2 separate regions of the Homo sapiens genome follow, and region 1 is linked to region 2. A link is an interaction called in ENCODE POLR2A ChIA-PET data of the cell type or tissue named here. Cell type or tissue: endothelial cell of umbilical vein. All regions are shown on one strand. Each heading gives the region's core, and the rest is flanking DNA. Links, peaks and the distances in the headings are about the cores only. Region 1 has its middle 140 kb from the start of PDE1C. Region 2 has its middle 11 kb from the start of LSM5.

What was found. Peaks named below come from ENCODE experiments on the same cell type or tissue, not always from the same donor. Only the 100,000 strongest peaks of a DNase experiment are listed, where the experiment ranks them.
Region 1: POLR2A ChIA-PET joins it to region 2 with 7 read pairs; 5 of 35 experiments call an interaction of 5 or more read pairs at or near these places.

Annotation. Positions count from the first base shown.
Region 1 is chr7:32,208,651-32,212,650 of GRCh38, reverse strand. It overlaps a transcript of PDE1C not described here. Among named protein-coding and RNA genes, the nearest start is that of PDE1C, 140 kb to the right of the region's middle. In endothelial cell of umbilical vein, for the core only: a CTCF peak has its summit at 1,805 (motif pointing left); no DNase peak of the experiment used is centred there; H3K27me3 peaks cover 194 bases.
Region 2 is chr7:32,472,673-32,485,168 of GRCh38, reverse strand. It overlaps the pseudogene SLC25A5P5. Among named protein-coding and RNA genes, the nearest start is that of LSM5, 11 kb to the left of the region's middle. In endothelial cell of umbilical vein, for the core only: CTCF peaks have their summits at 5,190 and 5,391 (motif pointing right); DNase peaks (open chromatin) are centred at 5,398 and 7,608.

The DNA.
Region 1 (4,000 bases), core at 1-4,000, 270 kb after region 2:
GAGCCAGGCAGGAAGAGTGTGTGAAGGGCGTGTGTGGGATTGTCCATCTAGCGCATGTGACCGAGTGCTGGAGTATGCTCTGGGAAATGAGGTGGGAGAATAAGTTGGTGCAGGTGAGCTGGATTGTGTTCTGTAGGGGCTACAGCATCACGGGAGACCCTCTAGTAGTGGAGTGTGGCATTGGGTATGTTTGTAGGGAAATCACGCTGGTGGCGAGGTTCAAATTCCTTCTGGATAGAGGAAACTCTCCTGGTGTCCCACTGGTCTGGATCCTGATTCTTGCCTTTCCTGGCGTGACTTGGATCTGGGTCAGCAATTCCCATCCTTGGATAGGGTGGTGGGCAGGGAGGGCCCGGCTGAGTGAAGATGTGGCTATTGCTGCGTGTGAAATAGTGACATTGGTGTCTCTGTTCTTTTATTCTTGGAGGAATGTGCACACTCTTGGAGAATGTGCACACTCCAAGCTGAGCATTTAGGTGGTTGCCTGTGTTCTCAGCAATTGCAATGGTCTTTGTAATCCCATTTTAAAATGTCATTTTAAAGTTTCTGCAGCAAAGGTTTTGGTAAAACCCTGGATCTATTTCTTTTTCTTTTTTCTTTCTTTCTTTTTTTTTTTTTTTTTTTTGAGATAGGTTCTCGTTCTGTTGCCCAGGCTGGAGTGCAGTGGTTTGATCACAGCTCACTGCAGCCTCAACCTCCTGGGCTCAAGTGATCCTTCTGCTGCAGCTTCCCGAGTAGCTGGCATTACAGGCATGCTCCACCACACCCGGCTAAGTTGTTAAAACTTTTTTTGTGGAGACAGGGTCTCACTATGTTGCCCAGGCTGGTCTCAAACTCGGGAGCTCAAGTGTTCCTCCTGCCTCAGCCTCCCACAGTGCCGGGATTACAGGTGTGAGCCACTATGCCCCACCCAGCTCTATTTCTTTCTTCAGACATTTGCGGTGTCTAAATGGAAGAAATAAGTTGAACTCAAGGCCATGGAAATTCATGTCTATACCTAACTGGGACTCATTTGTTCTTCCTCCGTCCCTCCCTCCCCTCTCTCTTTTCTTACCCCCCCCTTTTTTTTTATTATAAGATAACTTTGGTTATAGACAACTCTTGAGAGCTTTCCAAGTGCTCATAAGATTTTTTTAATACTTAGCTATGATAACATCCAAATTTTCCTGATGTGAGGATATGCAGTTGTGGTTAAAGACTTCTACTGAGATAGTTGACCATTGTTCTGAAATACTTTGGATGTAGCTCTGAGTGGAGGCAGGAATATGAATGTGAATTATTTATATTCATGTGGTGGTTCTACAAAACATTTTAGAAGACAGCAAGAATAGCCATTGTTCTTAGAACTTCTAGATCTTTTTTTTGAAATGGAAATCTTTTCTTTTAAAATGTATTTGGTGCAGAGTGTAGTAATTATTTAATTTCTTTCTTTTTATTTTTTGAGATAGAGTTTCGCTTTTGTCTCCCAGGCAGGAGTGTAGTGGCACAATCTCGACTCACTGCAACTTCCACCTCCCAGGTTCAATTGATTCTCCTGCCTCAGCCTCCCGAGTAGCTGGGATTACAGGCGCCCACCACCACGCCCGGCTAATTTTTCGTATTTTTAGTAGAGATGGGGTTTCACCATCTTGGGCAGGCTGGTCTCCTGACCTCGTGACCCGACCGCCTCGACCTCCCAAAGTGCCGGACTACAGGCGTGAGCCACCCGCGCCAGGCCCATTTCTTTCTTTTTTTGAAATGCTGCGGTGTGACAGACGATGGGAGCTGGATGAATTATTGCCTCCCCCTGCTGGTCATTTTTATATAACATCTTATATATAGTAATATATAGTAAGAGTGCAGATGATAAAGCAAAGCTAATACCCAGAAAAACAAAAGATACTAAGATGTAATTTATTAATTTTTAAAAATTGCCCAAATTAGTAATAGACAAATTGCCCAAATTAGTAATTGGCCTTATTAGTAATAGAGTGTAGATGGTGAGGCAAAGCTAATGCCAGAAAAACAAAATATACTGAGATGGAATCCATTAATTTTTAAAAAATTGCTCAAATGCAGTAAATTTTAAAATACTTACCTTTGTGAGAGGGTGGAATAAATTTTTCGACTTCTTTCATTCTTTGTAAAACGATATAATAAGTTTAGAAAGTAGTTACTGTATTGGTTTTGTCCTTTTGCTGCAACTTCTCATACATTCATGATGACGTTAGCAATCTCCTTTATTCTGTTGATGCATTGAATGCTTTTTTCTCAGCTAGAATGAACAGGTGTTTCTTGTTGATTGCTTTAGGCATTTATCCAAGTAGATCACAAATACCCATGTCTGTCTGCTATGTATACATACAACAACCAAGGTATAATGTTTATGGGCATGAAACATGGTATTTAAAATGAGTGAAACCTGTGTTTCCCCTTAACAACCAATCTCTTTTACCCAATACAATGGGTTCATAAGTTATAAGGGACATTAAATATGACTCTATCCAATGATAAGTTATATGGAGACTTTTCGTAGGAGGTAGCCTGCCCTGCTGAGAAGCTTTAGGGGTAAGGTTTCTAGGGCAGTTTTCTGAACAATTCTATTAATGAACTTCCCTGTTTGTTAGCATCTAAATTTAATATCTTTCTGAACATAAAGCCAGCTTTTTATTTATCTTCCGAAATTCCTGCCTCAGCTTTGCCCCTATGGATCCTAGGAAACCAGATTCATTTCGATGCTTGGGGTGCATTTGCATGTTGACAGACAGCACTGTTAGAGGACTCTTGGGGCCAAAGGACGTCCACTAGCTTGGAAGCTGGTGTGTGTGCCTCTTACTAAGTGGATGTAAGCCAATTAACTTCTTTAGGCCTACTAAACTGGATGTTGTTGAGATCCTCTCTAGCTTCATCCAAATATTCTAATCAAAATGATTGAGACATTTGACTTCATTTAGGTGTTGAGGGCAGCCTTGGAAATACAGACACGGAGGGAGTAAAGTTGCTTTTATTCACTTACAAAGACTCTTAAATACAGCCCGATGTCAAAGCATCCAGGGGATTGGCTGTATTGGGGCATATTTGGTGGACACATTGCTTTATTTATTTAAATTGCATCCTCTTTTTTTTTTCTAGTTGCAAATGAAGCTGGAGACAAGAATGCCAGACCACTGGCCCGCTTCTCTCGTGAGTAAATCTTGTTTCACTCCTTTCCTGGTCTCCATCAGAAAATGTTCTCCAGAGATCTTTCCCCCATGCGGTATAGCTCTTCAATTCTGTCAGGTGTTAATAAAATAGTAATGCAGGAAATATCATCTGGTTAACATCCCACTTGAGCCCAGGCTGGTGAGCTACTCATTGCTACTGCCTTTTCAATCCTTAGAACTGTGGTTTCCAAATTGTGCTCTAAGCCTTTGCTATTCCAAGTATGGTCCTCAGAGCAGCAGAATCGACATCACCTGGGGGCTTTTTAGAACCATGAAGCCTCAGTCCCCCGACCACCCCTTCAGACCTATTGAGTCAGAATTTGTATTTTAACACATTTACAGGGGATGCCTGTTCACATTAGAGTTTGAGAAGTGCTGTGCTAGGACTATCCTTTCAATCTTTCAATGAATGTTTTATGAAGATAAAGTGAGGAGAGGTACGTGAAATGCTTGTAGCTATGAAGGCATCATCACCATTCAAAGTGGACTTATGGACTAACTCCACTGGCTTTTCCTCAGTTTGGTGACACTTTGAAGCTTAGATGGATTGAATGGGTTTCCTTAGGCATTGGGGATATTCCTAGGGCTGTGGTTAGGCCATGGGGCTTCCCTTGACTCCTTTGTCTCCAGGTCTTGATCCCTATGAGTAGGAGTCTAAAGCCTCTCAATGGTTTCTGTACCAGTGTGATCAGCAAATTATCCCGCAAGTTAATGCACTTCCTGGAACGAAAACCTGGATTCCAAAGAAGGGGGGGGAAAATACTAGAGACGGATGAGGGTGGAGTGGAGACGCTCCCCAAACCCACTATGCACCAGGT
Region 2 (12,496 bases), core at 5,131-9,130:
GGCTTTAACAACTGGTTTGCAAAATTCTCAAGGATTTGACAGTTGATTCTCAGGAGCCAGTATGAGCTGGTTGCCTCACACTTTGCTTCTAACTCTTGGGGGCAATGCTTTCCCTCCACTGTTGTTTCTTTCCCTTTGGAGGGGAGTAAGTGATGTAACACCTGCTTCTTTCCACCCCTTTATTATTTGCTATCCCAGGGGAGCTAATAGTCATACCCAAGCTCTTCCTTTTTTCATCATAGGAGTTAGGCCAGGTGCAGTGGCTCATGTCTGTAATCCCAGTGCTACATTGTAGGTGGTCGAGGTGGAAGGATAGATTGAGGCCAGGAGTTGGAGACCAGCCTGGGTAATATAGTGAGACCCCATCTCTACCAAAAATTTTAAAAAATTAGTGAGGTGTGGTAGTGTGCATGCACCTGTAGTCCTACGTAGTTGGGAGGCTGAGGCAGGAGAATTGCTTGAGCCCAGGAGTTTGAGATTTCAGTAAGCTATGATTGCACCACTGTACTCCAGCCTGGGTGACAGTGAGACCCCGTCTCAAAACCTACAATGAAACGCCATTTCATGGGTGCTATAGAATGGCTATAATTATAAAAAATTATTGTAACAAGAATTGTACAAAAATTAATGTAACAAGTATTGGCTGGGATATGAAGAAATTGGAGCCCTAGTACCTTGCTGGTGCGAATGTAAAATGATGCATGCACTGTGGAAAATAATTTGATGATTCCTCAAAAAGTTAAACAATTACCATACGACCCTGCAACTCCTCTCCTCAGTTCATACCCAAGAGAACTAAAAACATGTCTGCACAAAAACTTGTATGAACATTCACGGCAGCATTATTCCTAATGTCTCAAAGTGGAAGCAACCCAAATGTCCATCGATGGATGGATGGATAACTGAAATGCGATATATTCATACAATAGAATATTATCTGTTAAAATGAATGAAGTACTTGTGTATGCTACAGTGTGGATGAACTGTAACATTATGCTAAGTGAAAGAAGCCAGACACAAAAGACCACATATTTGATTTATATGATCCAGAACAGGCAAATTCACAGAAATAGACAACTATACTAGTGACTGCTAATGGGTATGGGTTTGTTTTTTGGGGTGATGAAAAAGTTCTGGGATTAGATGGTTGCACAACCTTGTGAATATACTAAAAAGCACTGAATTATAACCTTAAAAGAGTGGATTTCATGTTACATGAATTACATCTCAATTTTTAAAAAGTGATGTATCTGAGGCATATCTAGTGTAACTTCTGAGGCCCTAAAGAAATTACTTTCCCATGAGTAACAGCTTGGGTTGTGGCTGCTGAAAGGACTTTAACCACCTAAGCATCAAACCCCCTTCTGGTTAAGACTGAACAGAATAAGGATTTGGGAAAGGTTGTTTTGGGCATTTAACTTAAGAATGTTGGACATTTTTTGTTTGTTTTGAGACAAGGTCTTGCTCTGTCACCCAGGCTAGAGTGCAGTGGTGTGATCAGTGCTCACTGCAGCTTCGAACCACTGGGATCAAGCGATTCTCCCCCCTTAGCCTCCCAAGTAGCTGGATCCACAGGCAGGTGCCACCATGCCCAGCTATCTTTTCTCTTTTTGTTTTTTTAAAGATAGGGTCTCGGTCTGTCACCCAGACTGGAGTGCAGTGGTCATGGCTCACTGTAGCCTCGACTTCTCGGGCTCAGGTGATCCTCCCACACTACAGGTGCACACCACCACACCTGGTTAATTTTTTGTGTTTTTGATAGAGACTGGGTCTTGTCATATTGCCCAGGCTGGTCTCAAACTCTGGGCTCAAGCGATCAACTCGCCTTGGCCTCCCAAAGTGCTGGGATTACAGTTGTGAGCCACCGTGCCTGGCCTAATTTTTTAATATTTTGTAGAGACAGGGTGTCACCATGTTGCCTAGGCTGGTTGATTCTTAACTTACAAAAATAAGGGTATTTAGTTTTGGATTTTAATTCTAGTGGAGTTTAACATTTTTGGACTTTGATTTGGAAGGAGGTTTAATTTTTGAATTCCAGTAAATTTGATAATGGCACAGGATTATATGTAGATTTGGGCATCTCTGTTGTTGGCATTTTATTATTGGGTGTTGGTGTGCTGATATGCCAGGTTAGACCATTTATTAGTTGGGGTTCTCCAGAGATGACCAATAGTATATGTATATAGATATATAAGGGGATTTATTAGGAGAATTGGTTCATGCGATTATGGAGGCTGGGAAGCCCCAAAACAGGCTGTCTGCAAGCTGGAGACCTTGATGTGGCTCAGTCCAAGTCCAAAGACCTCAGAGCTTGGGATGCTCATGATAAAATTCTCAGTCTGAGGCTGAAGGCCTGAGAACCCAGGGGGCTACTGGTGTAAGTCCTGGAGTCCAGAGGTCTCCTAAAGTTGGGATCACTCTTCCTTCTCTGTCCTCAGAGGACAACATCATCAGAACATCAGGAGTTCTTATATCCAAAGACAGAGAAGGAAGAGTTATCCCCGCTCTAGGAGGGAGACAGACATGTTGCCTTTTCTGTGTTGTTCTCTTTGGACCTTCTGTCAACTGAATGCTGGCCCACATTGAAGGTGTATCTCACCTAGTCCACTCAGACTCACACCCTAAAGTAGTCTGGAAACACCCTCATAAACACAGCCAAATAATGCTTTACTAGGTTTCTAGATATCCTTAATCCAGTTAACTTGACACCTAAAATTAGCCATCACAGATCATGTTGCAGGATCAGGAGGACCAGAGAGAGACCTTGGGGTGTATAGAGGAGGATATATTTATTATTGAGTGCACTCAGACCCTGCAGACTTAACATTGAAATACTGGGCCCAGAACAAAGACAGCACTTGATTTTATGCACACTTCACAAAAGGGGGTGGGCTAGCTTGAAGCAAGCTTACAGTGGCCTGAAAGCAGGGATACAGAGGCAGGACAAAGACAGTTAATCAAATTGTAACAGATCATAACTCAGGATTACACATGACCATTGCCAGTCAACCCAGATGTCTGTTATCTAGGTTTTGCCTAGGCACGGGCTTATCCTATAACCTTCACTGGCACCCAGGTGGCCATAACACAGGCCTGCTCAGAGGCTCTGACCTTCACTCTACTGCTTAGATAAAACAGAATGTTTGAAGTCACTGGTTACAGAGAACAGGAATCTATAAACTCATTCCATAAAACGAAGGAAAATTTGTTTTTCTTCTCCGTATGTTGAGGGAATGCTGGGAGAGTTTCCAGAGCACATTAGATAATATTATCAAGACTTCCTGGGTCTGGGCTGTGCCTTTTGCTGCCTCTGGGACAAGTCAGCCTAACACAGGAAAACTTATTTCTCTTTCTTTTTAAGTTTATTTTTCTTTAATTTCCCGCCTCAACAATGTGGTGGGCATACTTTGGGTGGGAAATGGAGTGAATTTTCAGACTTAGAATTACAGAAGCCTTGGAGTTGCCTTAATTAATATATTATTCTGACTCTGTTTAGAGCCTTTTGGGGCAAAATCTAAACTGCTTCCAGTGATCCCAATGGCAGTTGGATTTGGGAGTGATAGACTGTGTTCTTCTCTATGGCTCTAATGGTTAAGTTCAGTGAGTGAAAAGAACAAAAAGATGGGGAATGTAAGGGAAATGCTTCTTTTCTACCTCTGATGTTTTCTTCTACATGAAAGCTTAATTAGTGTAACACATCTGCCCTCTCTCTGTCCTTTTATTCTGTATGCCCGGAGACATGCAGACTGAGTTGCCTGAGGGAGTGTGGGTTCTGCTCTGCTTTTTCCTGTAAGTTTTAGAGGTGTCTGCTTCCACATGAAGAAGTCTGGGGTGGTTTGTGGTTTGCCTATGGTTTGGTGGGTACATCTGAATAATTCTGGAGTTCCAAACACAGAAGTTAACTACAGTCTGTAGATATAAGTTACATCATCCAATGTAGTAGTAGTAACAATGACTGCTGTCTGTTTTCTACTTTGCCTTTGTTCTCAATTGGTTCAGAACTCAATTGTGGAAGAAGAGTGCTAATTATTGGCCCCCCTCAAGACTCCAATAGCCCTTGAGTCTCTGCTGTACTAAGACAAAAACCTCCTCTGCCTTCCTGCCTGCCTCCCATCTCTACCCTGTCATATCTGTCCATCCCAGCCATCAGACCATCAGAGCAACTGACTGATTGATCTAAAATGCAGGATATGGTCATGCTATGTTTGGCTTTATTTTTTTGAGATGGAGTTTCGCTCTTGTTGCCCAGGCTGGAGTGCCATGGCGCGATCTCGGCTCACAGCAACCTCTGCCTCCGAGGTTCAAGCGATTCTCCTGCCTCAGCCTCCTGAGTAGCTGGGATTACACGTATGAGTTACCACGCCTGGCTAATTTTGTATTTTTAGTGGAGACGGGGTTTCTCCATGTTGGTCAGGCTGGTCTTGAACTCCCAACCTCAGGTGATCCACCCGCCTTGGCCTCCCAAAGTGCTGGGATTACAGGTGAAGCCACTCCACCTGGCCGGCTTTCAAACTTTTCAGTAAGTTACCTTCTATACAATGAAAGGCCAGGTTCCTTAACAGGTTACCATGAGGGGTGCCTGTTGACCTTCTCAGTCACATCTCAGTCTTGCCTTCACAGCACAGAATTTATAACACTGGCTGTTACCCATCTTTGGCCTTTGGCTTTACTCATGTTGGACTTTTGTGGGAAGAGCCTTATCTCCAAACCTATCTTCATTTGGTTTACTTGTATTCAAGACTAGGCTCAAATGTCTCTTCCTCCAGAAAGTCCTATGGGAACCCTCATCCCTCTATCACTACTCAATGCTTATATGGGACAGGTCATGGAGGCTTTTGTTATATTGTGAAACTGTCTTGAGTAGCTACTCTCTCCTAGAAAAACAACAGCCTCAAGCAGTTCATACCATGCACAGTCCTGGTTTCAAAGGAAACAAATCCTATTACATTGTTGGACCATAGACTAGAGTATGGGCCCCCATCATCTGAGTATGTTGAGTTTGGCTGGTGTGGTCGATTGGCCCTCAGTGCAGTGATGCAAGTGGGCTTCTGGCTGTTACCTGGGAAGATCAGAGGCAGAAGCTTGGGAGCTCTAGCAGGGTCCTGGTGCTCTATGAGTACCACTCTTGGAAGACAGCAGCCCTCCTGGCTGACATCTCTCTAAGAAGTGGAGCTGGTACTTCTCACATCAACCTGACACCCAAATTGACGCTCTGTGTACTTCAGTCACAAGGAGTTGAAGTTAGTGGGCATGAGGCTGGAATAGAGAGTGGTCAGAAAACAGACCTCATCTACTTTATCCAGGAGTGACCCTGACTGAATCTTTGCTTTATTAGACATTTCATTCTTGAATTTAAGAAAAATCATGCATGATACCAACTGACCACAAGAGGACACTGTGGAACTAGGCAGGCAGCTAGTTGCTAGAGCCAAGGCTTTTTAGTTTTCCCCAGAGCCTCATTTGAACTCAGGTTTCTTGTCTCCTACTCTGCTGAGCTTCCTATTGGATCACACCACAAGGGCAGGTAAAGGGTTGAATTATACTACTATTTCACACCTCCTTCCCTTTTTTTTTTTTTTTTTTTTTGCAAAAGAGGAATCTGTTTTTCATTCATTTATTTCATATTTTCTATATGAGGTGCCTTTTCTATTGTAAAATAGAATTGAGAGGAGAGTGCTTTGGAAGCCAGGATGAAGGGATGATTTCAGAGGTCTGGAGGTTTTATCACAGGGGAATAAAGAGTCATAGGTATGATGAAGTGGCTTCAAAAAACAGCATGAGTTCAGAAAGGAGTAAAGATCCCGGGAGTGCATAGTGACTCTGCTTGACAAAGCTAAATCTCCTACCCTGGAGAGTAGAGGGGTTAAGTAAAAACTAAAACCAAACCAGTGACAAGAGCTGCACAGCTTCCACATGTAAACTATGCATCTTCTGGACCCAGTATTTTTCCCTGGGCCCCTTGATAGGAAGGAGTCCGGGGACTGTGTCAGCCACACACAGGAGAAGAAGGGAGGTCAACAGTTTGGAAAGGGAGATGGAAGAACAATCAGGAAACTTGAGTTTGTCACCAAGTGGCTTTGTAACCTTGGGGCAAGTCACTCTTTTTTCTTTCAGGGCTTCAACATTTTTACCTATAAAACAAGAGTGAAGCTGAATGTTTGGGTTCCTTTCTAGCACTGCCTCTCTGCCTTGGTTGTCTGCACTTCAATGGAAGAGGACATCAGCCCAGGGCCTGAGGCCTCAGTGGGGAGAAGGGGAGGTTGACCTCTGGTGAGGGGTCATGTCCTTGGGGCTCAGGCATGCTCCCTCTTCCCTCTAACCATGGGCATCCCATCACTGCTGGCCATGCTGTGTTTGGAATCTGAGGTGAATTGGGAGTCTTTGGGAACTTGGGAGCCTGTCCCCACATCTGTGGATTGCTCTGACTTAATGTCCTGTGGGAATTTAGCAGTTTTGGATATGGTAACTAATCTTGTTTTTTTTTTTGTTTTCTTTTGTTTTTGTTTTTTTTTTTTTTTGAGATGGAGTCTCACTCTTTTGCCCAGGCCGCAGTGCAGTGGCGCTATCTCGGCTCACTGCAAGCTCAGCCTCCCGGGTTCACGCCATTCTCCTGCCTCAGCCTCCGGAGTAGCTGGGAGTATAGGCGCCTGCCAGGGTGCCTGGCTCTTTTTTTTTTTTTTTTTTTTTTTTTGTATTTTTAGTAGAGACGGGGTTTCACCGTGATAGCCAGAATGGTCTTGATCTCCTGACCTCATGATCTGCCCGCCTTGGCCTCCCAAAGTGCTGGGATTACAGGCGTGAGCCACCGCACCTGGCCTTTTTTTTTTTTTTTTTTTTGAGACAGGGTCTTGCTGTGCTGCCCAGTCTGGAATGCGGTGGCACAATCTTGGCTCACTGCAACCTCTGCCTCCCAGGCTCAAGCCATCCTTCTGCCTCAGCCTCCTGACTAGCTGGGACTACAGGCAAGTGCCTGGCTAATTTTTGGTATTTTTTGTAGAAATGGGGTTTCACCATGTTGCTCAGGCTGGTCTGGAACTCCTGGACTCAGGCCATCCTCCCGCCTTGGTCTCCCAAAGCACTGGGATTATAGGCGTGAGCCACTGCGCCCGGCCACTGTAGCTCATCTTTTAAAGCTGTAATGCTCCTTGCTTTCCTTGCTTCCTTCTCCTTTTCTCTTCTGTTTCAATGAGAACAAACTTGAAAACCATCAGACTGAAGGCCACTTCAAGAGGAATCATGGTCTGGTGTAGAAGCCCTAATGCTACAGACTGAGTGAGCCCCGGCAAGCAATTTTCCCTCTTTGGGTCTTGGTTTTCTCATCTTTTAAGCCAAAGCAGTGACTCAGACCTTTCTTACTCCACACAGTTATTCTGGAGATCCAAAGGGCTCATAGGTGTGAAATGCTTTAACTTGAATAACTTTCCATGTTGACATGAGGGCTAACTGGATCCCTATTCCTTCATCATTGGATATCAGCTGGTAACATCCTGGCTGGCTTTTACATCTATATTGCTTTCCAAAAAGAGCTGTGGTATCCTATAAAATAATTTATCATTGTATCTGCTATAGCAATAGGGAAATGTACTAGAATAGAAGATCGTGGCCATGGGATGTGGTGACTCAGATGTGGGTCATGGGCTCTGCTGCCTCCTCTGTTCTCTGGGAAGGACTCTACTTACCTCCTTTCATGCAATTTTTTGTGTCCATAATTGCTGCTTCTTGGGCCATAGGTCCCATTCATACTTCCTCATAGTAACCCTGTTATTTGTCATTGGTATTAGCCAGCTCCACAGTCAGCATCTCATGAGGGTAATAAGAAGTGGGAAGGACCTTATTTTTTCCTGTACTGAATTGCCTGGAGAGCATCTCTTGTTGATTGCAGCTGGAAGTGTGACATTTAGTAAGTGGAGAAACTTGAATCAGGCAAGTGGCAGCCTGTGCCAGCAGGAGGGTAAGAAAGGGCTGAGGAAGAAGGGAAATGCTCAGTGGAGTAATTTGGCCCAGGTGTTTTCCTGGCTCCAGGTTGGGTGTTCACATTACCACAGGTGGGGATTGTAGATGCTCAAGGAATTTTCCATTGTGATAGAAACCACAAATGAGCATGCATAGACACCTAGTTTCTTCTATTCCATCTGACACCTGTGTTGGGAAAATAAACTCCGAGAGGTAAGCACCTCACCCAAGGACTTCCTGCTTTTCCAGTGACTAGTGCTTGAGTATGACACAAGCCTGCATTGAGATCTGTGGCTTCTCAAGGCACGGGTCCAGAGTGGGATGAGCTGGAAGGGAGCTTACATCACCTCTAGGCCCAGTCCCTCACTTTATAGGTGGGGAGACCTAGGCTCAAAGAGAGGCCTTAACTTGATAAGGGATTCAGGGGCTGTGCTGGAACTGGTGCTTAGATCATTGGGACCTGATTCAGAGCTCTTGGCTGTGCCTCTCCACCTATGTGACTGGATGATGATGGTTGGGTTACCCTGGATAAAATTACCTTCCTCTCCCCCAGAGGCTGAAACCACTTGTGTCCAAACTCTTGCACTTTCTCCATGGGTATCATAGAGATACTCATTTCTAGTTTATTTCTAAAGAGCCATCTCTTCCCTGCAGGTGCATTACTTCTCAGAGTGATGCCTCTTCCAACTCACAGCCCCTGGGAACTTGAGAAGTGCTGACAATCAGCAGCAGAAGACAAATGATGTGGGGGGATCAGGAGGAGGGACTTTGATGGGACAGGAGCCTGCAAGGAAGAGGGCCCACGGAGGAATTTAAAGGCAGCCTGGGGATGGGGTGGGGGAATCTGGCTTCTAATACCTGTTTTGTCATTTCTCAATTGTGTGACCTTGGAGAAGTTACTTAATATCTCTAAGCCTTGGTGCCCTACTCTGCAAAATGGGGATGGTAACATGTACTTCAGGGTTATATGAGAATGATATGAAATACTGTATTTGATAATATATATTATATTATAGATGTAATATATAAGGGCTAATATATATGAAATATATGTGATATGACAGCATCCCACGGTGCGGGATGGGCAGTAGGTGCTCCACAGGAGGGAGTTTCTTCACTCCTGGCAACAGCTGCAGTGCCTGGAGCACTTCCTATCTTCCTCCCTTTGCAGAGCTCTCTACCCTCAAGACTTCTCCAGTTGTGCAGGTGACATGTTACAGTGACAAAGGTTAAGCAGTATTTTTTTTTTTTAAGAAAAAATGGGGTATATTTATTGGTTCATGTAGTTTAACCTTCCAGTTTCTGGCATGCCTAGCTCCACGGGCTCTAAAGATGTCATCAGGATGCAGTCTCTCCATCTCTTTGCCTTATTCTCCTCCTTGTTCTTTCCATTCTCAGGCACACTCTCCCTGATGGAGATAAGAGCAAGGATGCAGACCCACATTTTGGTGTCAGCAGAAAGCCCAGCAGAAAGACCATCAATAGAAGTGATATTAATATAGCATTTTGTAGGGGGCCCTGGACACCTGCTTTTTGCCTTTGACCATCCACCTTTTTCTAAGTGGCCCCCAGGAAAAATATATGCACAGAGGATTATAAGCATTTTTTCTTGCTTGGGCACGGTGGCAGAAATGGCTGGTTGGCTTCCATTTTTCACTCTTTCCTTCCATGGCTGCCCAACTAAAGACACATTTCTATGCCTCCATTTCAGCAAAGTTTAATCATGTAAGAATCATGTCACGAGATCGTGGCCAATGAAGTATGGATGAAGTGGTAGAGGATGAGATGAGTGCTGCGGAAGAAAAGGAAGAAGGCAATAGTGGTGCTGCCATACCAGTCGTAGACCACCTACCTGGCCGTTTGTATGAGAAAGCCATCTTATTTAACCCACTTGGTTAAGCCTAACCGATACAGGCACAAATGCAAGCCATAGCGTCCTACTGATTGAGATCAGACTATACAGAAGACTTCTGCTGCCCAGGTTGGAGGCTGTCCTGGGCCTGGATTTGGAGCTTGTTGGAGACAAGACAGAATTTTCCAAAGCAAGGAAAATTGGAACAGCTTGCCTCAGGGGAATTCCTGCTCTTAGTTGGTTCAGATGTCTGTGGCCAATGAAGCCTTCAGGGGCTGGCTCGCAGAAGCCTGGGAAAAGCTACAGGAATGAAATGAATGCAAAGATTGTTTGACATTATTTTTATCAACTCCTTTACATTTACTTTCCCAGAAAGCCTTTTGAAACCCTGTTTTATTATGAAAATATTCAAACATTCACAAAACTAGAGAAAATACCTATTCCTAGATTCAACAGTGATGAACATAATGCCATATTTGCTTCAACTTTCATTCTTCCTCCTCCTTTTCTCCCTCCCTTTTTCTCTCTGCCCTTCTTCTCTCTCTCTTTTGTTTTTTCTTTTGGCTGTGGGGTTTTATTTTTTTTTTGAGACGAGTCTTGCTCTGTCACCCAGGCTGGAATGCAGTGGTGCAATCTCGGCTCACTGCAAGCTCTGCCTCCCGGGTTCATGCTATTCTTGGGCCTCAGCCTGCTGAGTAGCTGGGGCTACAGGTGCCCACCACCACGCCCGGCCAATTTTTTGTATTTTTAGTAGAGATGGGGTTTCACTGTATTAGCCAGGATGGTCTCGATCTCTTGACCTTGTGATCCGCCCGCCTCGGCCTCCAAAAGTGCTGGGATTACAGGTGTGAGCCACCGCGCACGGCCAGCTGTAGTCTCTTAAAGGAAACCTCTGGCAATATGTCTTTGTATCCCTAAATAATTCTGTATACAATTCTTAAATATAAGCATATTTTCTTATAGGATAATACCATTATTACATATAATAAAATTGGAAGTAATTCATTGATATTATTTAATACCCAGGATTAAAGCTGTATTACATTTACCTAGTTGTCTCAAAACTGTGTTTTTACAGTGGGTTTCTGAATTAGGATTCAAGCCAAGTCTACTCATTACATTTGGTTGTTACATCAACAAAACTTTAATGAGAGCTGCTGCAACGACAAGATCTGAAGGATAGGGTTATTATAATTCTGCCTATTCTTGGAGAGTGGACAGCCAGAGGGAGGTAAAGAACAACAGTTCTGGGGATGCACAAGCCAGATAATCCCATCCACAGGTCCCTGATTTACTCAAAGATATGTGATTTCTTTCATTTTTTATGTTTGCAATAATTCATTCCTGGAGTGGTTCGTTGAAAGTGGACAGTGTAAGGGTGAGACACTTCTAGCGTCTGATTTAAATGCAGCCCTTGACTTATTTAACATATGGGTTCATTTGAAACTCACTGAGCTATGGCCTCTTATGTCATGTATGTTGAGTGCCCATTATATGCCAGTACTGTTTAGAGACAGTACAAAAAATGGCAAGAGAAGCTAGCAAAAAAGTTCTTAATTAGACGGAGGACACAGGCACGCCCTTTCAGCTGCAGGGTGCTGTACAGGGGAGTGGAAAGAAAGTGCCGTGGTTAGGCCGGGCGCGGTGGCTCATGCCTGTAATCCCAGCACTTTGGGAGGCCGAGGCGGGCTGACCACCTGAGGTCGGGAGTTCAAGACCAGCCTGACCAACATGGAGAAACCCTGTCTCTACTAAAAATACAAAATTAGCCGGGTGTGGTGGCACATGCCTGTAATCCCAGCTACTAGGGAGGCTGAGGCAGAAGAATCGCTTGAACCTGGGAGGCGGAGGTTGCGGTGAGCCGAGATCGTGCCATTGCACTCCAGCCTGGGCAGTAAGAGTGAAACTCCGTCTCAAAAAAAAAAAAGAAAAAGGAAAGTGCCATGGGCACACAAAGGGAAGGGGAAGTGTGATCAGCTCCCCTGGGAGAGGTCAGGAGAGGGTTTCCTGAAGAGGTAATCATGGTAATGCATGAAGAGGTAATGCATGTTAATATTTTCCTGCTAGGGGGAAACGCATTCCAAGCAGTGGGAACAGAATAACCCAAGGCACTAAAACTCTAAAATGCAGCGATGATCTTGAGCAGCAGTGTTTCAAGTCACATGATGGGTATTTGCCCCCATGAAAATAATTCAGTTTTGTCTACAAAATGTGCCTTCAGATTTCAAATACAGATGAACATACTGTTTAGAACACATTTTGACAATGTTACCTTTTTAAAAAATCTACTAGGGTGTGCACCATTCGTTCCTGCCCTGCCTCCCATCCCTTCCCAGGCCAAACAAACAATATTAGTTTTTTTTTAATTTTAGATATTTTTATTTCTCCAAATTTGTTATTTATCAGGTGTGAATGAAATAAAAAATATAATTGAGTCCCATCACCATCCTCATGGAAATGGCTTTAAGAGAAAACTGGTCAGATGAATATTATTGCTTCCCATTTTCTTTTCTTTTCTTTTCTTTTCTTTTTTTTTTTTTTTTTGAGACAGAGTCTCGCTCTGTTGCCCAGGCTGGAGTGCAGTTATGCCATCTTGGCTCACTGCAACCTCCGCCTCCCAAGTTCAAGGGATTCTCCTGCCTCAGCCTCCTGAGTAGCTGGGATTACAGGCGCGTGCCACACGCCTGGCAA